2 separate regions of the Mus musculus genome follow, and region 1 is linked to region 2. Evidence: chromatin loops called from intact Hi-C (ENCODE). Cell type or tissue: heart. All regions are shown on one strand. Links, peaks and the distances in the headings refer to the core of each region. The heading gives the core; the rest is flanking DNA.

Evidence for each region. Hi-C counts contacts between places; a loop is a spot of excess contacts. Peaks named below come from ENCODE experiments on the same cell type or tissue, not always from the same donor. Only the 100,000 strongest peaks of a DNase experiment are listed, where the experiment ranks them.
Region 1: a loop joins it to region 2, with 13 times the contacts of the local background. A loop is called at or near these places in 2 of 42 quality-filtered maps.

What each region holds. Positions count from the first base shown.
Region 1 is chr10:86,269,934-86,277,788 of GRCm38, reverse strand. The region is part of intron 6 of Syn3 (synapsin III); the gene reads left to right. Among named protein-coding and RNA genes, the nearest start is that of Timp3, 27 kb to the left of the region's middle. In heart, for the core only: no CTCF peak of the experiment used is centred there; DNase peaks (open chromatin) are centred at 3,818, 4,168 and 4,748; H3K27ac peaks cover 596 bases.
Region 2 is chr10:86,134,276-86,142,130 of GRCm38, reverse strand. Syn3 (synapsin III) reads left to right here. Exons shown (of 14, transcript NM_013722.3): 7 at 7,083-7,145. Among named protein-coding and RNA genes, the nearest start is that of Gm35636, 24 kb to the left of the region's middle. In heart, for the core only: no CTCF peak of the experiment used is centred there; a DNase peak (open chromatin) is centred at 2,810.

The sequences.
Region 1 (7,855 bases), core at 1,891-6,890, 130 kb before region 2:
GGTGTAAGTGCCACAAACAGGAGTGATTTCTGTATTACCATTACTAGGTGAGTGAAGGTCTCTCTAATGAAGTAGGGACACAAATAAAGGCAAAGTTAGGAGCCATATGAAAAGACAATTAATTAGAAAAACAATTTTGAACCACGGGACTATTGAACAGATATCACGTGAGGGGTCCAAGGCAAGGAATTTGGCTTATGAGACAGGGAGTCTTTTGGAAAGACTGTGGTTAGCATCTGGCTCTATCTGAAAGCACCACTGTGAAAAGAAAGAACCACACAGGAAGCCACTGCAGTAATTCAGGGTAGAAACGATGGTGCTTTGGCAATTACTATGATAAGTACGATCGGTTCTATTTTATTTGAAAGGTGTGGTTGAGATGATTTGCTGATTGGGAGAGAAAAAAAATAAAAGAAAAATCTAAGGTGACTCCAGACTTTGGGGACAATAAACTGAAGTAGGAAAGTCTACAGGTGGAGCATGTGAAGAGGGCAGGACCAACAACATCTCTGAGTAGCTGAGGAGTAGCTGAAGCCGTGCTTATTCAGGATCTATACATTTATTTGTTGTTGTTTTTTTAATTTTTCCAGACAGGGTTTCTCTGTGTTCCCCTGGCTGTCCTGGAACTCACTCTGTAGACCAGGCTGGCCTCGAACTCAGAAATTCGCCTGTCTCTGCCTCCCAAGTGCTGGGATTAAAGGTGTGCGTGTCTAAAGTCACAAGATCCAATGAGAATGCCACAGGAGAAATGTAGTGGGGAAAGAGCTGGGAGCCTAGTGCTCCAGGGTTGAATGAAAGGTTGCATTTAAAGATTTGCAGTGGTGGCAGAGGTGAGATGGCTGGCGAGGGGAGAGAGAGTTTCAGTGTGGAGTGACTGGTCGTCAAATGCAATGGCTTGCTTAAATTAAGTAAGAGTTAAAAGTTGGTGGTCCGAACTCATAACGTGGAGACATTGATGGTGAAAACAAATGGAGAGATGGAGAAACAGACGGGGGGGGGGGGACGGACAGAGTTCACATAGTCAGATAGGCACATTTCCCTTTTATAAAATACAAAAACAAAATAAAAATAAAAACAAAACAGATGAGGACTGTTGAGTCATGAAAAGCTTTTCATTTTCAAGTTGGATGTGTTTGGATGATGGAGGTAGTGGTTTGCGATGGTAGTGGTTATGGTAGAGAAATGACGGTGGTTGTGCTAGAAGAAAGTGGATACGGTCCAGGGATTGATGTCCTAGAATCCATGAAACAGGTGCATAAGTTAGGGGTCTCCATAGTAGGAACGTAGCCTCAACAAATGAATGAGTGCGTGTGGCCGGGATACTGCCCGTGGGTGGATGCGGAGGTGGGGGCTCTGCAAGTCTTCATCTGACTGCTCTGACTGCTTCATCGAAATGAAGTGGAACCAAGTCTTACCTCTGAGAATGGAGAAGAGGATGAGCCAGGAGCAGGAGAAGAAAAGTATCGTCATGCCTAGAAGATTGGGAGGAGGAGGAAGCCAAGCAAGTACACTGTGATGGTGGCATAGTCCTGAGTCCTGCATGTTTTTCTCTAGCCACGGTTCCTTCTAGTGCAGGTGTGATATATTTAGGTGGCTTTTGCACTTGATGGACAACATATAATGAAAGGGAGTTGATGTTTGTAGGGGAAAGAGAAGATTGGCTTTGCATAGGTGTTAGGAATGACTACAGGAGAGTAATATGACATGGTCATTAGCATTTGTATATGTGCATACACACACACACACACACACATATTGCCTTTGACTAATTTTGACTTGGCAAGAAAGAGGAGCTATAGGAATAGTCACAAGGACAAAACGAAGAAGGGAGTGAAAAGGGAGAGACAAACAAAATGGCCTGACATATCCAAGTGTCAATTGGAACTGAGTTCATAAAATACATGTTGTATTTTTGCTTGTCTGTTTGGTTACTTGCTTTGGCTTGGGGTTGTTTTTAGACAAGGTCTCACTATGCAGCCCTGGCTGCCTCTAGAACTTGCTATTTAGACCAGCTTGGCCTCAAATACGGCAATCCTCCCACACTTTCTTCTCGAATGCTTGAATTATACATGTGCAACTGTGTCCATCTATAATGCATGTGTTTTAGAATTAATCTATTTAATTTTGCAAACCAACAGTATATCAAGAACATACACAATCGCCTGCGATTCTTTCCCTGCAATCCACTGCCACACAACTGGAATAAACCTGGGAAACTGGATACAAAGCGATGCTTTGTTTTCTGTCTCTGTCTCTGTGTGTGCTTCTCCATCGCTGTCTCTCTCTGTTTCTCTCTCAGTCTCTCTCTCTTTCTCTCTCTGAGTGTGTGTGTGTGTGTGTATGCCTGTGACTGTTTCTCTCTGTATCGCTGATTTGTTTCTGTCTCTCTGTGTGCATGTGTCTTTGATTTTCAGCTAGAGAGACAACTAAGCCTATCATTTGAATCTCAGACTAACTCAGCACAGGAATTCTGCACCTTTGGGAACTTTATGAGATATCCTTGCCTACAGACAGTCATGGGTGTGAATTTCCAAGAAGAAAATAGATATCAGAATTTTGGCTTTTCCTTTACATTGGGAATCTGAATCTACTTTACCAAGCACTAGTTTCCTCATCACAGGAACGCTGGGAACACCATCAGACTTACTCAGCAGGCCATTGTGGAGTGCCTGCCATGTACCAGGTACAAGTTTGAGTGCTATGGACATCTTGGTAAACACAACTAAGATGATTATTCATGATTATCAATGAACTTATTGAGAGTTACCTAGGAGATTGGTGAAGCCCACCTCTAGCTGTACTTAGGAGGGCCTTTCCAGAGAGGATTAGTCCGCACCATCCCATTGGCTGTGGGCTTGAGTAGAGGAACAAGAAGGAGCCCCCTTTGGTTCGGACACTCTTACTTCCTGGCCACCTGATGTGAGATGCTCTGTTCTGTCAGGCTGTCTATTGTGATGTACTGAACCCATTGAAATAGGGAAAGAAAATGAATATTTTTCCCTTCTAAGTTGTTTTTCTTGGGTATTTTGCGATAACAATGAAGAAAACACCATAAAACCTCCCATGTTTCTTTTCTGGAAGTTTCCACTGTGGGTGGCAGTTAGTAGCGCAGGAAGACAAGCTGAGAGACTAGTGCTGTGGCCACGAGAAGTACACACAGACCCTTGCCCTCTGAGAGACTACGGCCTCTCCCACATCATACCTCTCCTTCCCGTCTTTCCAGAGTGTCCGTATCCCACTCATACCCCAAATGGTTGACAGAACTACGACTGTGAAAATCGCTCCCCATCTTCATATCCTAGAGGTATAACAACCTCATTTTCACCAAAACTCCCTAAAAATTGAGCTGCCCCATCTCAGTGGGGAGCTGCGGGAGGAAGCCTAATACTTGTAGACTCTTAGGTGTCTAGGACCAGAGTCTTGAGGAAGGGATTGCTCTCCATGGCTTCCCAGTCTCGCTTTGGCACCTCTATTATCGCCCAGGCTCTGCTCCCCATCTGAGACAGGAATTCAGCCCCGTGAAAGCGTAAGCTCCCACAATGCCCATCCAGATTCTGCTACATAGCCTCCCAAGCTCCCCTATCCTCCTGCTTATCCAGGAAGCTTCCCTTGAGAGTCAGGCCCGAGTCTCCCCTCACGTGTTCAACTCTCCCAAGAGAGCTTCCAGCGCGTGCGTGCACCGTCCTCACCATGTGACCATCCTCCTCTGTCACCCTCTTCCCTGGACTGGCCTGTCATTTTCTCATTATCATCGCCATCCCAGACCCAAACTTGTCCTCGGCTTTCCTGTTTCCAATTAAACTTTGTCCTATCAGGAATCCTAGGCCACATTGTTCTGCGGTTACCAGAGAGGAAAATGACAGCATGTGAAGGAAATTCTCACTGCTCGACCTCACAGACTTGGCCAGAGATAGCCTGGTGGGGGCGGGGGACCAAAGCTGGGGGAGACCCCAGGGCAGATGTGGTGGGCCAGCGAGGTTTGCAGCGGCTGTGGTGCAGGGTGTATTTTCCCTCCTCGTCTTTCTTTTCACAGCTGCTGTTCCTTGGAGACCCCAACATTCTCGTTCCCAGGGCTAATTTTAATTTCTTGGGACTGGCTTGTTCTGAGTGACCCTTACCCCTGCCTTTCCCCTTGGCTCCATGTGTTTATTCCTGCCCTCTGGCTCACACAGCCCTCATGCACTCACAACGCACACTCACACCCTAGCTCATGTGACTTCTTAAGCACAGAATAAAATAACTAATTCAGGACAAGTTACCAGGAAGCAGGAAACTAAATAGCAGGGGGAGCGGGGTCCCTGAAGGAAGGACAAAAGAGGGTCGGGGTGGAGACCAACTTCCTGCTTACCGAGTAAGGGCATGGTGTTTACAGCATTAGATGTGAGCTCAAGATCTTCCTGAGATTTTCAAGAAAGGGGAAAGACTATGAGGAAGGAGAGGTGAAAAAGTAAGGCTAAGGCACACAGGAAAATGTCTCCCATTGCTTTCTGACCCCACCATTTGCACAGCACCTGAGCATCTCTATTCAGATCCTCATGGATCTCTGAGTTTTACAGATGAAGACAGCAATTCCATAGTAGCAACACCAGGATGTAGAGCTGTATGGTGACTGTCCCTCTTGGGAGTATTTCAGTGGATATCAATTTAGACCCTAAGCCCGGATGCAAGCTCATCCTCTTGACTTAGAGCCAGATTTATTTTAGGCCACTAGGCTACCTTTTGCCATTTTCCTATCCAGTTCTTAAGAAACCTGTAGCATTTGGCTATTGGGAGCTGCCCTCTGACCCCACCCAAGCTGGTTTCCTCAGAGATTTCTTTGCTTCTTTGCAAAGGAAGAAATAAGAGGGATGTCCAAGAGCTATTAACTGTACGTGTCCAGTTCTCGTCAGAGGACCTGTTACAGAGAAGCAGAATTCCTGTTCCATGCTGGATCCCCCTCTCTGCTAGTTCTTCAGGAAAGCTGATTAGCAACTGCAGCTTCTCCCTCCAGTTTTAGAGGCACCCAGACCCCTGTATGGACATCAGTACTGTTCCTCTGTCTCCATGCTTTGTCCTACTTCCAAAGATGCTTATTCATCGCCTGCTATTTCTCTCTATTCATTGATCATCTATGTCAACTTTCTTGTCCTCATTTTTAGATCTGAACTTTCTTTACCCAAGGTAGTAAAGACCCTAAAACTTCCCATTGGCTTCCTGTGGATCTATTACAGTTCAGATCACTGCCAATAATCTCTGGAGTACTCTGAGTCCCCAATGCTACATACATACGAGTCATGTAGACAGACTATCTGGATTTGAAGCCTGGCTCTGCCTCAGTTTCCAAGTCAGTAAATGGGAATGCCCTCGTTTGCTTTTTGTTACTGTGAAAGTCATCATAACATAAACAACTTAAAGGAAGAAAAGAAACAACTTATTTGTCTGTGCGTGGAAGGAAGTCAGAGCAGGGACTCATGGTCTGGAGCAGAAACCAAGGAAGAAATGATGTTTGCTGGTTCTTACTTCCTGGTTCACATTCAGCCTTTTTCATACAGATCAGGCTTACCTGCCTAGGAAGGGATGACACCACCCGTGGTGGGCAGGGTCCTCCCACATCAATTAGCAATCAAGAAAATGCCCCACAGACATGCCAAAAAGCCAATCTGCTGGAGGCAATATTCCAGTTAAGATGTTCTCTTGTGAAGGTTAAATGAATTCCCATGGTGTCTTAGTCAGGGTTTCTATTCCTGCACAAACATTATGACCAAGAAGCAAGTTGGGGAGGAAAGGGTTTATTGGGCTTACACTTCCATGTTGCTGTTCATCACCAAGGAAGTCAGGACTGGAACTCAAGCAGGTCAGGAAGCAGGAGCTGATGCAGAGGCCATGGAGTTTCTTACTGGCTTGCTTCCCCTGGCTTGCTCAGCCTGCTCTCTTATAGAACCAAGACTACCAGCCCAGAGATGGTCCCACCCACAAGGGGCCTATCCCCCTTGATCACTAATTGAGAAAATGCCTTACAGTTGGATCTCATGGAGGCATTTCCTCAACTGAAGCTCCTTTCTCTGTGATAACTCCAGATGTGTCAAGTTGACACAAAACTAGCTAGTACACATGGTATATACAAATACAAAAAATAATAATTACTTTATGGATTTACTAAACATGTTTTTGCCTTTTACAATAAGATTGTGTTTGTATAGCTTACACATTCAAAGTTCTGAGAAGAGTGCTGATGCTTTCTACTGCCACTGTAGCCACAACAGCATAAGAGTAACTATGAGGTTAGTGCCATTGCTCCTACGTGTCCAGAAGTAGAATATCTCAGTTTGACTAGGCCTTCTGGTTTACCAACTACTACTCTTTTTCTCAACAGGCTCTGGAGGTGAGTAGCATTTTCTTCGCCTTTCATACAAGCATAATGAGGCTCAGAGACACAAGAGTTGACATAGCCTAGATCATCTAACCAAGAGGTGGAAGACCAAAACATGCTCCTCAGTCCTTGTGACTATGGTGCCAAGCTGCACCCAGCCTTGTCCTGTTCATTTTTCCTTTGCTCCTCTCTTCATGGGTACAGCCATTAGGCTTTCCTTACCAGGAGTCTTCATGTCCTTAGAAGAGCGACCCATTCAAGATCTATAAAGCTTAACGCATCCAATTGGACATAGCATCCAGCCAGGTCTGCTAAAGTAATTTTCAATCTGACATTGCATTCATTCCAACCTTTTGTCTTCTTGGCCCATTTCTAAGCTCGATGCATTATAACAAAGAGATTTATTTCTGAATGGTTGCTGTTCACACAGAAATAAAGGAGCCAATACCGTTGTGTTGAGAATTGGCGTATTGTACAGCCTAAAGAAACATAACATGGGCAAAGCAAAAAAGGTTCCAATTCCTAGGCCTCTTGGGTAATCATGGTAGCACTCACTTGAGACACACCCCCTTTCCCAGTTCAGACTCCCTGTCTATTCTTTCTTTTGGGATATGATACCCTCTGGTATCTGAGATTGCAAATCTGATGTCCAGACCCCTCCCCTCACAATCCATACTGTCTCTGTGGAGAAAACACACTCTGGCCAGACTCCCGAAGGATCCCCATTCCAGGCTGCTGAGTCCTTCATGAGCCCCACAGGATGGTTTGAGAGTTCCTCTGCCCTGACAGTCTCCTGATGTGGTTATTTTTAAGGAAAGTTCCACAGAGCAAAACCTCACAGGGACACTGGTGTTTGAGGGCTGGGCTCTTCCTGCCTTCCTCTGGAGACTGGTTTTGAGGTTGAATCACTGAATCATTCAGCAAAAGTAAATAAATAAGCGGAGGAAGGGAATCTTCCTCAAAAGGAATTGTGTTACCTCCTCCTCTGACACAAAGCATCTGTCATCACCGAGGAGTTGTCGACAGTCTCTCTGGGACTGTCCTTTATTCCAGAGGCACACACACTCCTTTCCTTAGAGAGGGGATGAGGAACAAGCTGTCCATGTTCCACAGTTTCTGAGGAGACTGACCTCAATGTCCTCTTCCTCCTCCTCCTCCTTCCTCTCAAGTAAAATGACCTGCCCATGTGCCTGAGGTCTTGTGAATTTGCTTGGTTTCCTCTGGGGCTCACCCACTCCTTCTTGTAACTCCAGCATGTAGTTTCCGTGGGGCTACCTCTTGTTTCTCTCCCCTGTGCCAGTTTTCCCTTGACTCTTCCCCTTCATGCAAAGAACAGGACAGAGAGCTCATCTGATCCCCAAGTCCAAGCCCCCAGCTTTGAAGATTTGGCAAATGAAGTTGGGGCAGCTGCAGAGACCAGAACTGGGACTCATGGAAGCTTAGAGGAAGAGTGAAGGCTACAGTCATAGCCACATTGCTCCATGGAGTATTTCACCGGCTGTTGAA
Region 2 (7,855 bases), core at 880-5,879:
GCTCATGCAGGCAAGAACAAGGAAAGCTTGTTGGTGGGGCCAGCCTGTGGGGTTGTTCATTTCTGACTATTGCACTTCTCAGGGAAACAGGAAATGTAAGAAAAAAAGGAATGCTTGCTTGTTGGTACGGCATGTTCAGTTTAATTATTCTAAATTTGTTACCAGTATTTTTCCAAGACACACTAGAAGCCGCAATGGGGGGGGGGGCAAAATAGAGGTGGAATATCAGAGCAGAGAGCCCATAGGCCACCCAGCAAATACCACCTAGCTACACCTTCCCAAGTACCAGCCCTTGACCTGGGATAGGATAAGAATTAAGGAAGGCAGGGCAGGTGCCATTTCTATCTTAGGCACCCAGGTGCATGGTGGGACACATGAGTGAGGTTGGAATACACGTGGAGAATATTCTTTGTAATAGCTTTAAGGTTGAAATGAAGGTATCTGCAGAGCTTCTTAGCCAGAACTCCTCAGTCCTCTATACAGTCCTATTATAGGACAACCCTCTGATCTCAAACACAATCAGCAACAGACATAAACCCATTGCTTCTTAGGGAGCTTGATGTTAATGAGTTTCCTACTGGAGAGTGGGGAAACTGAGTCACAGATCTGGTTGTGACTCAACCAATAGACTATAGCTCTAAAAGTAGAAACCAGACGCCTCCTGGCTCCAGAGTTCCTGTTTCCACCATCTTACCCCACACTGCTCAGGTTCTATGCACACTAGATTAACCCTCATAGTCTGCAGGCTTTCATCCACCCACCGAAGAAAGTGCTTGGTAGCAGACAGCATGAGGATCCAGGGGTGTCACTACCACAAGGTGGCTAGGGTGAGGGGCTCTGGTAGATCCAGGCTGCTTCATTTTCTCCCTGGGTAATCTTTTGGTTCGTTTGTTTTGTTTTTTGTTTTTTTAAGACAGGGTTTCTCTGTATAACCCTGGCTGTCCTGGAACTCAATCTGTCGACCAGGCTGGTCTCGAACTCAGAAATCCACCTGCCTCTGCCTCCCGAGTGCTGGAATTAAAGGCGTGCGCCACCACGCCCAGCTCCTAGGTAATCTTTAGAGCAATCTTCCACCTCTCTTTACCCCATTTCTTTGTATTTAAAATGAGAATTTAAAAATAGAAGCTATAACTGGAGAAATGGCTTAGTGACTAAGAACACTTGCTGTTCTTCCAGATGACTAGAGTCGTTTGGGTCTCAGCATCCATATTCAGCAGGATCATAACCACCTGTAATTCTAGATTCAGAGGATCCTCCATCCATTATGTACCAGGCCTTGTGTGTTACCATTATGGTGGCAAGCAAAACAGAGGTCTTCATCCTCAGAACACCGATAGAGAAGTAGAGAAATGGGCTATAAAGAAATATATACACACACACAAATACAAAGAGTGAGAGGTTCTCCTAGTTTGCTTTTGGTTGCTGTGATAAAACACTGACCAAAGCCCACTTGGAAGGGGACAGTAAGGATTTATTTGACTTACTGGTTACACTCCATCACTGAGGAAAGCTGAGGCAGGAACTTAGAGGCAGGGACTGAAGCAAAGGCCATGGAGGAACGTTGTTTATTACCTAGCTCTTTGTAACCTACTTATCTTGCTTTCTTACACAGCCTAAAACTGTTCACCCTGGAGTGGTATTTGCCTTGGAAGTCAGAGGCAGGAGCATCTCTGTGAATTAGAGACCAGTATTGTCTACATTCTGAGTTCCAGGATAGCCAAAGCTACCTAGAGAGATCCTTCGGACAGAAAAAGAAAATGCCCTCCACAGAAATAGAGAACTGGTTCAGTGGTCAAGAGCACTTCCAGAGGCTCGAGCTCCCATCTCCTGTAGATCCCAACCCTCTGTAATTTCAGATCCGGGAATTTGGACACCTCTGGCCTCCAAATGCCGACACGCATACCTAGCTGTAATTTCAAATAATGAGAATAAATTCTCTTTTAAAAAGTTAAAATACCCCCCACCCGGCGGGCACACTTACAGGCCAATCTGATGCATGCAGTTCCTCGGTTGTGGCCCCCTTTTCCCAGATGACTCTAGTTTGTATCAAATTGACAAAAATTAACCGGCACAATGAATAATCATACATTCATTTGGGGAAGTGGGGAGCCAAAGCAGTGGGGAAGGCCCCTGATTTGAGCTCTTACACCAACCCACTCTTGCAGAGCTCACCATACCCCACTAAAACTTACTAAAATGCCCTCCAATGACCTAAGCAACTCGAACTAGACCCTACCTCTTAAATGTCCTGTATCCTCAGCACAAAGCCAGAGTCTTGGCTTCCTCCATGAACCCTTGGAGACACACTCAGACTATAGCAATGGTTCAGTCAGAATCTAATTCTCCACATGCTTAAATCTGTATTACCAAGCTATAGGTGGCACGCCTTGGGTAGGAAGCTGCCCCAAGTGCCCGCTGTGTAATTTCAGTTCCAGCTTCAGCTTTAGGATGGGGTTGGTTGAACCTTGGCTCAGACTGCCGGACTCTGATCTTCCCAAGGGAACACCCTGCAAGAACACAGGGCCGCCCCACTTATTTTAGCTTCTTTGGGTGCTTTTGAATAAGGCCTTATCAGGGTGGGGAATCTGTTTTCAAAGATGGATCTGCCCCCTCCAACAGGATGTCAGGCCTCTTGCCATGGGGCAGTGCTGAACTCTGGAGTGTCTGGGGCCATGGGACCGGGAAAAGGGTCCCTGAGAAACCATCCCCAAGGAAACTAAATAAAGCTATTGTTGCAAAGGGAAGAGAAAAAATAGCCCAGCCAACAAGATGTTTTCTGTCCTCTGTGACCTGTCTGTGTTTGGGGAGGGGCTGGGCTGTGGCAAAGGGGTGGAAATAGGAACGGCCCTTGGGGTCCATAGACACAGCATGGAAGAGGGGAACAGGGCAGAAGCGATGGGTAGCCACGGGGCCGTGCTGCTGCTCTAACCTGTCTGAGCTCAAGTGAATGGCTTGTTCTGTGTTCTTATCTATAAAGCCCAGGAAGGAAATGACGCTAAGGTACATTGCACAAGAGGTCCCTGGTCCTTCCTATTCCTGGCTCTGACATGACTCTTGGAAAACCATCAGTCTTAGTCTGGGAGGGAAGGGTGATGTCATGGGTGGACTCTTCACACGCAGATTCATGGCACCCACTTTGATTTCTGGAGATAAAACAACTGACCATAGAAACCTATCCAGTATCTCCAAAGTCTGCCTATATTTCACCGGAAAGCTCCAAGCCTAGCCTCTTAGAGATAAAATACTCAAAGGACATTTACACAGGAGTGTTGTATGGAAATTTGTTTGCAGTAACAGGGAAGGTGGGGGAGAAGGAGATGGAGAGAAATAACTACACACATATTTGTTCATTAGCAGGAAAGTAGCTAGAGTATTGCAGAATTGCGTGGAACATGGGTGCAGTTTTTTGCAGTGACTGGGTTAGGACTGTGTCATGGAAGGACTGGGCATAGTCTAGTATGTAGAGCTAAGCATAGGCTAAGGTGTAGCTTGATGGCCCATCAGCCCCTGGGTTCCCTCCACAGCATTGCAAAAGCAGGCGATAAGAGCTGTTTAGGAAAAAGTAAATGTCAGCATCAACTATCCACATGCAACAAGTGTGTAAACAGGCACATGTGCTGTGCAAAGGGCAGAAGCACACCAGGCAGGCGAGAGGGGTCACCTGGGCTGGAGAAGGTATGGAAGGGTCAACAGATGTCAGAAACGTGTATGGCAAAGGCAGCTTAGGACCAGTATGGGCAGGGCAGAGGCAAGAGAACACCCATCTATCTCCCCTCCAGTTCTACCTTTAAATGAGATGGAAGCAAAGCCTCCAATCTTTCAACTGCTGAGTTTGTCTGCAGTTTGCAGTGATGGCTTCATGTGATGATTGTGCCAGGCAACAAAAGATCCCTAATGAAAATGCACTCCGTGGGTACCTCACACTACTCAAACCGATAAAATGATAAAATGCAGATCCCCCAAGGCTGGAGAAGTCATAGGCCCTAGGCAAGTGGATAATACAATCCTTTTGCTATATGAACATGATGTCAAAGTTCCTTCTAAATATTTACATTTATACCCATAGAGCTCCCAGCCTTGGTCAGAAAAGCATCTGCCTACATTGGGTGACAGCCAACACAGGGACTCACAGTTGATCGAATGCTCAGAAAAAGAGTGGAGTGCTCAGTCCTAAATGTGGCAAGGATGTCACCCACTCTAGGGCTCAGGGAACATTGCAGAAAGGGTGGTGGGAAGAATGTGAGAGCTGGGGAGGGGAGGCGTGATAAAGCTGTAACTGTCGCACCCCCATGACCTCACAAGGCTGGGCCAATCAGCATGCCAACATGAATGGGGGAGAGGCCCCACCCCTCCCTGAGGAGCTGCAGGCAGTTAAAGGTTGGGGGTGGGAGAGTCATATTCCTCACTGGTGAGCCTTGTTCACATAAATGGCTTCCCCTCCTATGCTCTCACAGGCGACTCTCGTTTAAAGCAGTGTGTCACAAACAAATAAATAGACATGAAAGCAGGGAAAGGACTTGAGTGGAAGAAGGTGTTTGATGGGAGGGGAAGAGGATGAAAAAGTAGGAGCTTCAGAGTCAAAGTACGCATGTGCGCATGCGTGTGTGCGTGTGTGTGTGTGTGTGTGTGTGTGTGTGTGTGAAAGTGTAAAAGAATATGTTCTTAAAGCACCAAAACTAAAGCTTAAAGATGTACAGTGATTGTTAGGAATTATATAATAGTAACATTAGGAACAAATGCCGGGGAAGAATAAACACTGAATCCACACACTGGCTCCCTCTGAGGAGGGAGGAAACGGGTTCAAGGAAAGAATTACATCATGGCTTTCAAGTGCTTGGGCAGGGTTTTGTTTCATCAACTCAATGCCCTTTGCTGCTCTTGAAGTCGCTTTCAGATGTGAAGCCCACAATAACCACCAGGAACACTCTTGTCACTTAATATTAGGTGGAAAGAGTGGGGAACAAAATTGGATATGCACTGTGCTCTCAACTCCATAAAAACCAAACAAATAACATAACAACTATAAGGCCTTTTCTCTCTCTCATTCTAGCAGATGATAAGTCTGGGATGACTGTTATTGCCCTTTTTTATACTTAACAGTTTATTAAAGTTTCCAAACATTTACAGTGAGTGCATATTGCTTTTGGTATCAAAATCAAATACTACTTTTTATTTAAAAGATAAATTACTTCACCTTAGGGTTCAGGAGTATGGCAATATTTAGCCTGAATTAAGGGGGAAATGTTCAAACTGAGCTTAAAGTTTACAGAATCCAACTTAAGTTCTCAGCTGGTGAATTTTCTTATATGTAACATGTAATAATAATAATAATATAGTAATAAATACATATCTTCCAAGATTTCCTCAAGGGACCATTGTAGGAATGTAATGAAATGATATATACCTTGCTTTTTTTTTCTTTCTTTCTTTCTTTTTTTGACAAAATACTTGACATAATGCTACATGATGGGGAGAGGGTTTATTTTGGCTTACAGTTTCAAATGGGTCAGTCCATCCTGGGGAAGGGATGCTGCAACAGCTCACATCATGGTGGAGAGGAGACAGAAGGCCACTCTGATAGGAAAGGGCCAAGGAAGGACACAGTCCCCAAGGACACTTCCTCCACCTGCGACATTTTACCACCTCCTAGCTATGCCATCCTGCTTTGAATCCACCAAGGGCTTGGTCTATTCATTAGGTCAAAGTCTCAAGATCTAGTCAGCTCTGGGAATATACTGGCAAATACACTCAGAAGTGTGCTCCATTAATCTCCTAGGTGTTTATAGCCATTGGGAAAGATTGTGTAATAGACACTCAGAGGGAAGAACTGAATTCCTCAGGGCCCCTCATGCATAAGGACAAGTGCATTGTTGGGAACAACCCAGGACAGGGTAATAGATCACTATCTGTAAAGTCTAAAGAAAGGGATGTGATGACTCCTATTCAGAGACAATCTGACCCAAAGGGAAGACACTGACATCATTACTATGTATCAGGGCGAGATAAACTTTGACCTCCAGCAAACCAGAATAGACTCCTACAAATCAAGTGAACACCCTTTGAACAACATAAGAGTAACAAATCGAAGCTCAGGCGTCAACCCTGCTTTCCTCTCAAATTTTCCCTCTCAGCATTCTTTATTTATGTCAAAGGGAGAGACGCATACATACACCTCGAGAAAATGTTGCTGACAGTATAGACTGAAACATAGGTTCTCTATACAGCCTTGTGTTGTGATAAGAAATGTTTGAAAGACCAGGCAGGTAAGGACTAGAAAACAGCGGGATGCTTCAAAGAAGCCAGGAGGCTGTTTTACACAGTGCCTGCGGGGTATAACTGATCGATGCTAGTAGCAAAGTGGACAGGAATTCCTGCAGTGGGGAATGAGACTCTCCAGGTACCTAGAGTATTATTGCAGGCAGAAGGGTGCTAGCAAAAACGAAGCTGCTGATCTCTGAACTTACCATTTTAGAGTTCCTGACATAGGACTGAGGAGATGTCTCAGTGGTTAGGAGCACTGGCCAGTCTTCTAGAGAACATGGATTCAACTCCCAGCATATACATGGCAGCTCAGAACCATCTGTAACTACGGTTCCATAGGATCCAGAACCCTCTTCTGGCCTCTCTGTACTCCGGGCACATATGTGGTGCACATACATACATGTAGACAAAGTACCCATGCACATAAAATAGTAAAATAGTTTTTTAGAAAGAATTCCTGCCATTTTCATGACCATCCTATTGTGTGAATTGGTATTATCACCCCCATTTTGCAGATGAGAAAAAGAGGCATGGATCCATGTAATGCTTTGCCCACAGCTGCACAATGACAAAGCCAAAATGTGAAATCAGTTGACTGGGACGTCTCCATCTCTGTAGTCTATCCGGTGCCCCCAGACAAGCTGGTCCTGGGAGTTCAGATGTGCAAAGGCGTATTGGAGCGATAGCAGAGTGGCCTCCTACAGAGGGGGATCCCTGACAGCATTCTATGTGTGAATCTTTTGACAGAGCAGATAGCCCAGAGCCTCTCTGTGGCAATGCTCTGAGATTGCTAATAAGTGGTTTCCTCTTGTATCTTTCAGCTCACAGCCCCGAACTTCCCCGTGGTGATCAAGCTGGGACATGCCCATGCTGGCATGGGAAAGGTAGGAGAAGCACTTGAACACACATAGTGGATACAATCACAGCTTCCCCAGATTGTTAGCCCTGTGCACTTGGCACAGTCCCCCAGAAGAGTGTCGAAAGAAATCCACAATCCTCCTTCTGCTCTCAACTCAGTCCTGTAAGCTTGCACGCATGTGCTGTCTCTCTAACTCCGCCTGAGCTCTGGACATCACCTTGAATTGATAGCTTACAGTTCTCTGTGATTATAGCTTAAGAGACATGAAGAAATAACCTTTTCCAATGATTCTTTTGTACCAAGTAGCTGTTATCTTCTCCTGTCTTATTTGTCCCTGCATCGCCTGCCTGCTGGATCAGCACCACAAAGGTGCAAACTTGGCTGCACAGCAGGAGCCTGGGGAATCAGTCAGCTTCCACCAGACTAAACAGTATATTTTACACAGTCTCAGAGGACAGCCAAGGAGGCTGGATTGGTCAGCCTCTCAGGTGCAAGTGTCAAAGCTCAACTCAGTTTGGAGAAAAACCCTAATCCGTTTGTCCAAGCCAAACGGCTAAAGTCTCACTTCCCAGGGCCACCTCTCACGGAAGATCGCTTGGGTTCCTGTACCTGCCTCCCAGGAGAGGGACATAGGGATAGGTCATCCCCAGAGAAGAGGAAAAGCCAATCCTAGACTTGAGGGCAGTGGGGAGTTATTGTAGTATACCTCTCAGGCCTCAGCAAGAGAGCTGAGGA